Linked DNA regions of Mus musculus: region 1 is linked to region 2. The links are chromatin loops, found by intact Hi-C in ENCODE. Cell type or tissue: heart. All regions are shown on one strand. Links, peaks and the distances in the headings refer to the core of each region. The heading gives the core; the rest is flanking DNA.

Region 1 (5,371 bases), core at 188-5,187, 51 kb before region 2:
ACAAAAGAAGAAGGGAAAAGACTAAATCACATCTCCCTCACCACATCCTTTAAAAGTCAATGTGCAAATCCTGGGAAAAGCTGTTGAAGCCAGTGTTGGGGAGATGCTAAGGGGAGTGCATTTTGTTTGGTTACAAAATGAGGGCAGCTTCGCACCGGAAGATATGAGGGTAGCTTTTGGCCTTTAGCCAGAAACTCCTGGAACTGCAGGACTAGTGTTGGGGAAAGGGTTGTCTGGGAGTTGTGGGGCCTGATGACCACTCCCATGTTAAAACCTTCAGACTCCAACAGCCTCCTGCAAAAGCTCCCTAGCTAGGGACAATAGAGGCTAATTTGCATCTAATTTGCATGCTCTTCATTTCCAAGCAAATGCTCTGATAGCAAGTACCCTCACCCCCTTATTTCCTCAGAGAGCAAACAGTGCTTCCCTCCTACCTAATCTCTCACACTAAGGACCCCCCAACACATGCTCACTTTCAGCGGGGTTAGACCAGCCTCTAAAAACACTCGGTTGGCCTTTTCCTTGGCCCACTAGACTCGAGTATGATACATCTTTAAGAGGGCTTCCCATAAGCTGTTTGGGGGAGCAACATCTGGGTGGCTCCCATCCAATCCCTGGCCTGGGGACAGGCATGCTGTGACCTGGAGAAATCCCAAGGAGAGACCTGGCCATTCTTTCTCCTTTTAGGTCCTCCCCTTGATAGAAAGATGAAACAGCCAGCCCCCCTTCTTTCCTCTTAGCCAGACAGCCACCTCTGGGGAGTGGCCGAGGTCATAGTCGGTGTCTAGAGGAGCAGGGGAAGGAATAGGGAGGCAGGCCGGGGACAATAGCAGGAAGTCATAGACATGGTTGCCCACCCCTGCCCACCTTCCTCAGGAGGCTCAGGAGGTGCACCGAGCCTCAAAATCCTTTTACCCTAACCTTCTCTCTCCGTCCCAGGCTTTGTACTTATCCTCCCTCCCACCCACCCCCAACGTGGATAAACCAGGTGTCTGGAGCTTCCCGTGCGCCTAGCTTGAGACGGGCCTGGGGCCAGGGGCTCGACGTGTCTCCCCTTCACTGGATCCGGGGCTCCGAGGAGGGGCGGGTAGCAGCGTCTGGGCCGGGACCGGGTCCCAGAGCCACGTTAGCGGGAGGAGGGGCTGGAGGGGCCTGCAGGCGCAGATCAAGTGGGAATGAGATCTGGGTTTGGGGGACGGAGGCGGGTCTCCCAGACTAGGGAAACAGGACTAGAGGCTGGAATAGCCGAGGGCGGGCCCTAGGCCCGCGCGGAGTGGGTAGGTGAACTAGGATGCTGTCGCCAGGCCCGCTCTCCTCCGTGGGAGACCAGTCTAACAAAGCCCAGGGCGGAATGAGGTGAAGCGTGGAGGTGAGCGCGGGGAACGATGCTTCTCCCTGGCCCGGCTCCTGGACTCTTCGCCCAAGCCGACCCCTCCCCCTAGGAGTGCTCAGACTCCAGCCTGCACAAGGACAGGGAAGCAACCCCGACACCGATGTCCAGAAGGACTTGTCCCCCTCCCAGTCCCCGCAGGGGTGTAGAGGTCTACTTCTCCATAGGTCTTGGAGCCTCAGTTTCCCGAGGGAGAGGCAAGGTGCTGGGCTTCCCACCCTCTGCATTGTGCGCGCCTCAAAAAAAAAAAAAAAAAAAAGCCCACCCCTTCCTTCCATGACCCCCAATCTTACGGGACGCGACTACGACCAGTCGGAAAAGAAGCCTACACCCTACGCCCATCAGTGCAGCTGGGCTCGGCCACGGTCCCCTCCTCCTCCACGCACCCTAACTCTGCCAGGCACAGGACGCGCTGGACCCACTCGAGTCCCTGTGACACTTAGGAGCTTGACCCTCTCTTGTAGCGCTCCTTTCCCTCCCTATAGCTACATCCCTACCCCAAGGTACTTGCTCCGAGATCCGGGTCAGCAAGGTCCAGGGAGCAGCAGGCGGCCCCTAGCTCCGCGCCTCGCAGAGTTCGCAATCCGTGGTTGGGGCTTCGGCAAGATGTGACGAACGTCCGTGCTTAGATTTAGACTCCAGGGCACTGTCGGGTTACAAGAGCCTCGGGTCCGAGTACGAGCCCCTATTCCCGCCGCAGATCGGCGGAGGAAAACAATGCGACCGCCCGGGGCTCTGGGCTCGGCCCCAGCCGCCCCGCCCGCCTCCCAGCCGGGCCCGCCTCCGGTCCGCCTCTCGGGCCCGCCGCCCAATGGAATACTAAGCGGCGGGATAGACACTGCCTCCTTGCCACCTCTTCACCAATAATACTACAAGAAGGAGGGGCGCCGAGCGCACGGTCCACCCAGAGCTAAACGGAGAGGGTGAGCCTGAGACCAGAGTCAGGCACGAGATGGAAAGACCCACGGACAATCTCTGAGACGAGGACATAAGACACACGCACACAGACAGGCTGGTAGAAAAGAAGTCCCGACAGACAGAAGTGTCACAATCAGGAAGGAAGACAACACGAGAAGAGAGACAGGAAACCAGGGGGCCTCGGCTGGGCTGGGCTGTCAGAGCCTGCGCGATCCTCCCTCACTTCCATCAACGACTTAGGCGACCCTGCTCTCATGGGAGTCTCCTGCCTTGTCCCTCCGCATTCTCCTTCCTAAGCTTCTGTCTGTGTCTCTTCTGCATCTCCGTGTGATTTCTCTGGTTCATATTCATCCTGACCCCAATAAGAAGGCCTGCATGTAGTTTAGGAGGCCTAAGAAGCGAAAGTATCCTCCGACTTATCTTGTGCCCATCATCTCCCCACCGACCTCCACAGTCTGAACAGGTCAGCCCTGAGCCACCATGCCAGAAACTAAGTCTGAAAGCTAGACGCTGGCTGTCAGGAGACAGATGGTTGACAAAAGAGGACAGGTAGGAGGGCTAAAGCTCAAAGCCAGGTGGAGACCAAGACCAATTGATTCAGAAAAATACAGAGACATCAAAGAGAGAGAGTGAACAGCTACCCTGACCCTACAGATGCGCGAGATTAGTGTGTCCCACTTCCTCAAAAGGCTCTTGAACATCCTTCCAAATGGCAAAACCTGCTCCTTGTCCCCAAGACCGAGGGACCCCAATAAAGGGCCTTTCTTTTGAGGAATGTCAGTGAAGAGGAAGAAGGAGGCTACTTTAGACAATTCTGCTTGGCTTTCACCTTGGTGTTGCCTGCTAAGATTTTTCCTTGCGTGGGGCTGGCACAAAGGATATTTTCAAAATTCCCTGGAATGTGGGTGGCCTGGGAGACACTGACATTCTAAGATAGTGTTGTCTGAGTGGGTACTTCTACCCACAGCTTGGTCTCTGGACTAAAGGGAAAAACTGTTGAGTTACCAATTTCTACAGCAGCCTTAATTGAGTGTGTGTGTGTGTGTGGGGGGTCCTGAATAGAATAAATAAATGGGCAAACAAACTGTCCTGCAATAAGATTCACACACAGACATGACAGTGAGAAACAAGACAGACTCCTAGACTTAAGGTCAAAGGAAGCCATGAGATAAACAGAATGGGAAAGGAATAATAGCTACAACACGGTTAACTGCTGAGGGATCCTGGAGCCAAAGTGGTTTAACAGACAGTAAAATTATGGAACATAGACCAGCAAAGAAAAATGGCTTAATGAGTAAAAGCACTTGTTTCAAAGCCTATGGGCTTAAGATTGGAACCCAGAGGGGCTGGAGAGATGGCTCAACAGTTAAGGGTACTGACTGCTCTTTCAAAGGTCCTGAGTTCAATTCCCAGCAACCACATGATGGCTCACAACCATCTGTAATGAGATCCGATGCCCTCTTCTGGTGTGTCTGAGGACAGCTACAGTGTACTCATATAAATAAAATAAATCTTAAAAAAAAAATGATCGATACCCAGAAACCATGGTGGAAGGATAGAACCAAATCTCAAACATTATCTCCGACCTCCACACATACTGTAGCATTTACACACACAGAAACAACAATGACAATAAATAAAAGCTGTCTTGTTTTTGTTTTCGAGACAGGGTTTCTCTGTGTAGCCCTGGCTGTCCTGGAACTCACTCTTTAGACCAGGCTGGCCTTGAACTCAGAAATCCACCTGCCCCTGCCTCCCAAGTGCTGGAATTAAAGGTGTGCACCACCACCACCCGGCCTGAGAAACCCTGTCTTGAGAGAGAGTTAGAGACTGTTCTAAAGGTTTTAAAGAATTTTTAGGAGAAAGATACATAACATGTGGAGGTTTAAATGTTTCCTATCTTTTAGCATGGGACTTAGATATTCATTAAAATATGAACTTACTGAATAGGTTAGTATATATGGATTAAAACATAATTCTAAGAATTTAAGAAAGATCAAACCTTAATTCAGCACAATACATATTAAACAACTCAAGCACAATTTACTGTGGCTTATTATCCCACATTGAGAAATATGACTTTCAGGCTGAAGAGATGATTCAGCGGTTAAGAGCACTTACTGCTCTTCCAGAGGTCCTGAGTTCAATTCACAGCAACCACACAGTGGCTCACAACCATCTGTAATGAGATCTGATGCCCTCTTCTGGTGTGTCTGAAGACAGCTACAGTGTACTTATATATAATAAATAAATAAATCTTAAAAAAATATATGACTTCGGTGGGTTGGAGAGACAACGGCTCAGTGGGTAAAGGCATCTGCTGCCGAGCCTTACAACCCTGAGCTCAATCCCTGAGGTCCACATAGTGAAAGAAAAGAATCAGCTCTCACAGGATGAGCTCTACTGACACAATGTGCTACATCTCTCTCTCTCTCTCTCTCTCTCTCTCTCTCTCTCTCTCTCTCACACACACACACACACACACACTCTCTAAAACTATTTTTGTGTGCAGGAAGAGTTGAGACAGGATTCCTCTGTGTAGATCTGGCTGTCCGAGAACTCATTCTGTTATGTACACATAACATTTTTAAAAATCTAAATAAATTACAAAAAAAAAGTTTCCCAAAGCAATAACAATAGCTAGTGTTGAACCCAGAGATCCCCCTGTCTCTACTTTCAGAGTGCTGGGATTAAAGGTAGATGCCACCATGCCCAGCTGTGGTAAAACATTCTACAAGAAAGATAGCGACCACTATGGTTGGGGAATGTGGCTCTGTTGGTAGGGTGCATGCACAAAGCCCTGGATTCAATCCCCGATACCTGTAACCCGGGTGTTGGTGTCTACCTATACTGTATCCCAGCAGTCGTGAAGTAGAGGCAGGAAGATCAGAGGCTCAAGAGTATCTGTCATTATCCGAGTTAAAACAAGACCTACGGTTTACTAAGGATTAAAGAGCAAGGCCAGGGCTGCAGAGAGGCTAAGTGTTTGCTCTTTCAGAGGACCCAGGTTCAGGTCCTGGCATCCATAGGATGGTTCGTAACCATCCATAACACCAGTTGCAG
Region 2 (5,371 bases), core at 150-5,149:
TTGCCTCGGTGAAACCCCCGTAAGTTGTCTGGTAGAACTCATCTTCCTCCTCTGCTTCCAGGAGCCCAGAAAGCCGGTTCCCAGCGGTTTTCCGTGGGGCCCGGCCCCCAGCCAAACTCATACCGCCTACAGCGACTGCGCTGCCGCCTTCAGCCCCTGGCCCAGCTCGGGGTTCTCGCAGATCGGCACTCGACACTATTACCTGCGGGCGACCGTCAATGACGGAAGTTCAGCGTCTGCAAGCAAAAGCAGCCGAGCGTCGAGAGGTCCTAGTTATTTTCACCTTAAGTCTCTTTGTGGCTGGTGGCTGCTGTGGCCACTCATAGGCAGCGCCTAGGGCACAGTACCAGGGTTCCTCCTCCTTACCTAGATATTTTGTTTGTTTTTCTACAGACAGGATCACACTTTACAGTCCTGGCTGGCCTGGAGCTACCTGTGTAAAGCAAGCTGCCCTCGAACTCAGAGATCTTCCTGCCTCTGCCTCCCGGTGATGGAATTAAAGGTGTGCGCCAAGTAGGCCTGCCTCATAGCAAACTCCTTTCCCTTCTCCGCTCCTACTTTTTTTTTTTTTTTAAGATTTATTTATGCTAGGCAGTGGTGGCGCACGCCTTTAATCCCAGCTCTTGGGAGGCAGAGGCAGGTGGATTTCTGAGCTCAAGGCCAGCCTGGTCTACAGAGTGAGTTCCAGGACGGCCAGGGCTATACAGAGAAAAGCTGTCTCAAAAAAAAAAAGTATGTATGTATGTATGTACTTATTTATTTATTTAATATGAGTACACTATTGTTGTCTTCAGACACACTGGGAGAGGGCACCGACAGCTCTTTCAGAGATCCTGAGTGAATTCAATTTCCAGCAACCACATGGTGGCTCACAACCATCTGTAATGGGATCTGATGTCCTCTTCTGGTGTTTCTGAAGACAGCTACAGTGTACTCATATACATAAAATAAATAAATAAATCTTTTTAAAAATTGTATGACTTTTTTTTTTAACTATGTGTTTGTGTTCATGTGTGTGAGCATGTACCACTGCACTGGTGTGGAGGTCAGAAGACAAATGTGCAGGAACTGGCTCTCCACGTTTACTGTGTGGAATCTGGGGTCAAAGTCAGGTCACCAGGCTTGATGGCAGGCTCCTCTATCTGCTGAGTTTTGGTTTTGGAGACTGGTTCTCTATGTACTCCAAGCTTGCCAGTCTCATAGACTGGTCTGCTATGGTCTTCTCCGTGTTTCATGCTACTAGGTTAAGGGAAGAGTTTGTTTTTGTTTTTGTTTTGGAGTGTGTGTGTGTGTGTGTGTGTGTGTGTTTCCCCCTCTTTGCTGGGAATGGAACCCAAGGTCTCAGGAACTCTAGAAAAGCATTCTACTACAAAGGTACATCCCAAGTGAGGCCAAGGATTGTATCTGTCTATACTACGAATGTGAATGCCTGCAATAGGCTAGGTTTAGGTAAACAATGAAAGACTAAATGAAGAAGGTATTCATTCTTTTACTGTTTTTTGGTTTTATTTTTGTTTCTGTTTTTTTTTTCTAATGCCAAGGATTAAATTCAGAGTAGTGTATAAGATAGGTAAGTTCTCTAATTCTGAACTACACCCCTATCCCCAAAAGGTGCTTTGATAAAGCACACTTACATGCACTGACAACCGAATGGGTGGCCCTTCTTTGAGGTCACCAGATTGCCTCCCTTCTGAAAGTATGTATTGGTGAACTCCCTTTGCCATTTCCTCAGGAGCACCAAGCCACAGCGTTCTTCTCTGCCCCAGCTCCCACACCTTGCCCAGTCACCCCAGTTCTGCTATGCTAGGAATGTCACTAGGGAAGAGTAACCCTGTGACTCAGAGGACACCTTGGGACTGAGTAAGAGCTGGGGCAGAGAGACAGAGGGGTAGGATACCTGCTTCCTAAACATTCCAAGCCCTCCTTTCGGTTACATTTACCCCTGAGATAAAGGTATGCTATATTTTGCCTATCGTCCAGGCTCTTTTGGAAATCAAGATTTGGGGGCGGGGGAGAAAAAGGGAAGAAAACTCAAGGGAAGAAAACTCAAGGGAACAAGTTAAGGGATCTTAGCTATCTGTGGAGCTGGAACCTCAGGCGTGTGCTACCATGCTCAGATGTTTAAAGATAGTGTGCCACCATGCCCAGATGTTTAAAGATACTGTGCCACCATGCCCAGATGTTTAAAGATAGTGTATTATTATTATTTATTATTTTGTTTTTTTTGAGACTGGGTTTCTCTGTGTATATCCCTGGCTGTCCTGGAACTCACTCTGTAGACCAGGCTGGCCTGGAACTCAGAAATCCACCTGCCTCTGCCTCCCAAGTGCTGGGATTAAAGACATGCACCACCACCGCCTGGCAATAGTCTACATTCTTGAACTGTAAAAATGAAAAGCCATCATCTTTGCTCTAAAAAGTATCATCTTATGAGGGAGTTACACACATAAGCGGATAACACAAGGTGGGGCTGTGACAGTGGCCATTTCCTGGGCGATGTAGAGACAAAGGCCCCTAGGAAGCTTAAGATGTTTTTTTTTTTTAATTTTTCTTTCAGAACTGAAATACAAACTATAGGGAGATAATTCTGTTTTTAACTGCCTTATGCATTTAGGTCCTTTTTGCCTACTTACAATTTCAGAGTCTGAAATAGCTTTAATCTCTACCTCAATTGATTTTTAGAGCACCTTAGGAAATAGAATCAACTGAGTTTACACTTAACTCAAGTGTTTGTTAACTTGTGCAAGAGGAGGGCAGAGGAAAACTTGAATGGATCAATTCTCTTATCCCATCTCATGGACCTAGGCATAGTTTGGTGCCTTTATCTGATGAGTGGTCTTAACAGTTCCCAGGTGACTGAATGCCTTTTCTGGAAATATAGACAATTTATTCAACAGTATTTACTAAGTATCTGTGAGACACAACTTCACCTGTGAGTGAATAGCACTGTCTGACACCAGTAACAGCAGGGCGAAGGTTTCAGGTACAGTACAACATACAATACTTCAGTGCTACCGAGTCAAAATGCTGTTGAATTAGTGATGCTAATTCTATCAAATGAAGTTTGTCAATCTTTAGTACCCAAGGGAGCACAAAGAATCCAGCAGATGGCAGTAAGGAAACAAATATTTTAGGTCTTGAAGGCAGAGGAAGAAATCTGAGGTTAAGGAATGGGAGATATTTGATGGATACTCTGGCCCTGGGTTCCCTTTGGAGGAACATCTGGATAGGTGTCCAGGCCACTTTAGAACCAATAAGCTGGAGGTTTTTTCCCATGCCTTTTATTTATTCATTTCACAAATAATTATTGAGTGATTACCTTGTACAAAAATGTGACAGGAGGTGGACATAGAACTTTAGCACACAGTCTTTGCTTTTCAGAAGCGCTTGTTCAAAAAGGCCTTCCCTAGGCTTCCCATAATATTCACAGCTGCTAGGGTTCTTTGTAAAAACTGGGCAGAGGGCTGGTGAGATGGCTCAGTGGGTAAGAGCACCCGACTGCTCTTCCGAAGATCCAGAGTTCAAATCCCAGCAACCACATGGTGGCTCACAACCATCCCTAATGAAATCTGATGCCCTCTTCTGGAGTGTCTGAAGACAGCTACAGTGTACTTACATATAATCAATAAATAAATCTTTAAAAAAAAAAAAAAAAAACTGGGCAGAGTTCATATGACAACTAGGCTAGAGTAGAATCCCTCTGTATTTCTATGCCCTTTGGAGTATAGATAATTAGCAACTGAATGCTAAGGAGGACTTTGGATAGGGGGAGGTTATTTGATAGTCTGTAGTCTTTTTTTTATCAGGTCTTTTAAACTTTGTTTTTATGTATTTTTCTTACTTTTCTTCTTATATTGTTGACAAATCCTCATTGCCTTATTTATCAAATATTTACATTTAATGAACTCTGTCGCTGTGTCTAGCACTGTTTGAAGTAAACAAAACATCTATTTTTATGTCTTTAGAAGGAAGATCCCACAAGCCGACACCTTAAACAGTAAAGGCTGGAAGAATTCTTGATGGTTGTGATGTTTTGTAGTGCACAAGAGCTTAACATTTCGGACTTGACACAGAGCTGCGTTCCGAATTCTTTCCAGGACTGTCATTTGAGGAGCTCAGTCCATCTCGGTCCAGCTGATTCTTAACAAGAGTTCTTAGCAACCCGATCAAAGATACGAACCTATATTGGCCTACTGAGCCACCGTAGACTCACGGTCTACGGTCGGTGGATTCCTTGGGGTGTGGCATCATCTGTCACGTGATCCGAAGTCCCCTCTGATTGGCTTCTCTTTTCTCCGGCTAGATAGACGAACGCCGAGAAGCTGTGGCGCATGCGCAATACCGGGGTTTCCTTGGCCGCCCACCCTGAGCCGAGCGGTGGAGTTGGGGATAAACAGGCAGTGGCTGGGGAGGTGAGGGAGGGGGGGCATTCGCTTTTGGGGGCACCTCAGGTGCCTAGGTTTTCCTTTAGGTTTGTTCTATCCGAGACGCGGGACTCCCGGGGCCCGGCTCAAGTGTTCCTGTCTGGTAAGAGAAGGTAGCTTTGGCGGAGAGCAGTTCAAGTTGCTAGGAAGGTGCGAGACTGCAGCTCTCCCCCATGCCGGGCAAGTGGTGCGGTCCTGAGCTTGTCCTGGAGCCTGAACAACGCCTGTGAGAAGCCCGCCGAACGCGGGTTCTGTGAAGAGACGTGGGGAAGATTCGATTCCGAGAAAAGGAAAAGCCGGATTGAAAGGGAGCGAAGCCGCTGAGGGGGAGGGGGCTGCCAAGATGGCGTCCGCCTCCTCAGGGCCAGCGGCGGCCGGGTTTTCATCCCTTGATGCCGGGGCCCCTGCTGGTACCGCAGGTGAGTCGGGTGGGACGCGGGCAGCCGACTGAGGAGGACTGTGAGATGGGAACAAGACCGAGTCCTGGGAGGGGACCTGTGGTTGAGGATGTCCGAGGGGTTGCCCCTAAGGGAGGACAGGACCGGACTTTGAAGTAGACAATTCTATTACTAGAGGAGTCTGGGGGAAAGGATGGATGTCGCTGAGAAAAAGGGAAGCTGACGAAAACTCACACAGTGTCTCAGAGGCGACTGCGTTGAGAACTTTGAGGAGGAAGGATGGAGACTGAAGGTTGGGGGTTAAGAGAGAAACGACAACAGGAGTGGAGAAACGAATCAGTGGAGACTGAGGATACAGCTTAGTAGTGGAGATCTCGTCTAGCATGCATCAGGATCTGGGCTTAATAAGACAAAATAACGTAAACGGAGTATTGGTAGATAAAGGTGTAAGGTAGATACCAAAGTGATTGTGAAATTAATAGATCAAAATGTTGAGGGGATTATGGAACTTAAAAGTAATGGAGAGTCATGGGAATTGTGGATTTTATT

Evidence for each region. Peaks named below come from ENCODE experiments on the same cell type or tissue, not always from the same donor. Only the 100,000 strongest peaks of a DNase experiment are listed, where the experiment ranks them.
Region 1: a loop joins it to region 2, with 4 times the contacts of the local background. A loop is called at or near these places in 1 of 42 quality-filtered maps.

Annotation. Positions count from the first base shown.
Region 1 is chr3:95,157,229-95,162,599 of GRCm38, reverse strand. It overlaps a transcript of Sema6c not described here. Among named protein-coding and RNA genes, the nearest start is that of Sema6c, 4.4 kb to the left of the region's middle. In heart, for the core only: no CTCF peak of the experiment used is centred there; DNase peaks (open chromatin) are centred at 1,219 and 2,229; H3K4me3 peaks cover 2,853 bases; H3K27ac peaks cover 2,323 bases; H3K27me3 peaks cover 968 bases.
Region 2 is chr3:95,105,848-95,111,218 of GRCm38, reverse strand. Pip5k1a (phosphatidylinositol-4-phosphate 5-kinase, type 1 alpha) reads left to right here and starts at 4,289. Exons shown (of 15, transcript NM_008847.3): 1 at 4,289-4,843. The coding sequence starts at 4,768. It overlaps Vps72 (vacuolar protein sorting 72), which reads right to left and starts at 177. Exons shown (of 6, transcript NM_009336.2): 1 at 5-177. The coding sequence starts at 121. In heart, for the core only: CTCF peaks have their summits at 3,106 (motif pointing right) and 4,381; a DNase peak (open chromatin) is centred at 4,288; H3K4me3 peaks cover 1,946 bases; H3K27ac peaks cover 1,815 bases.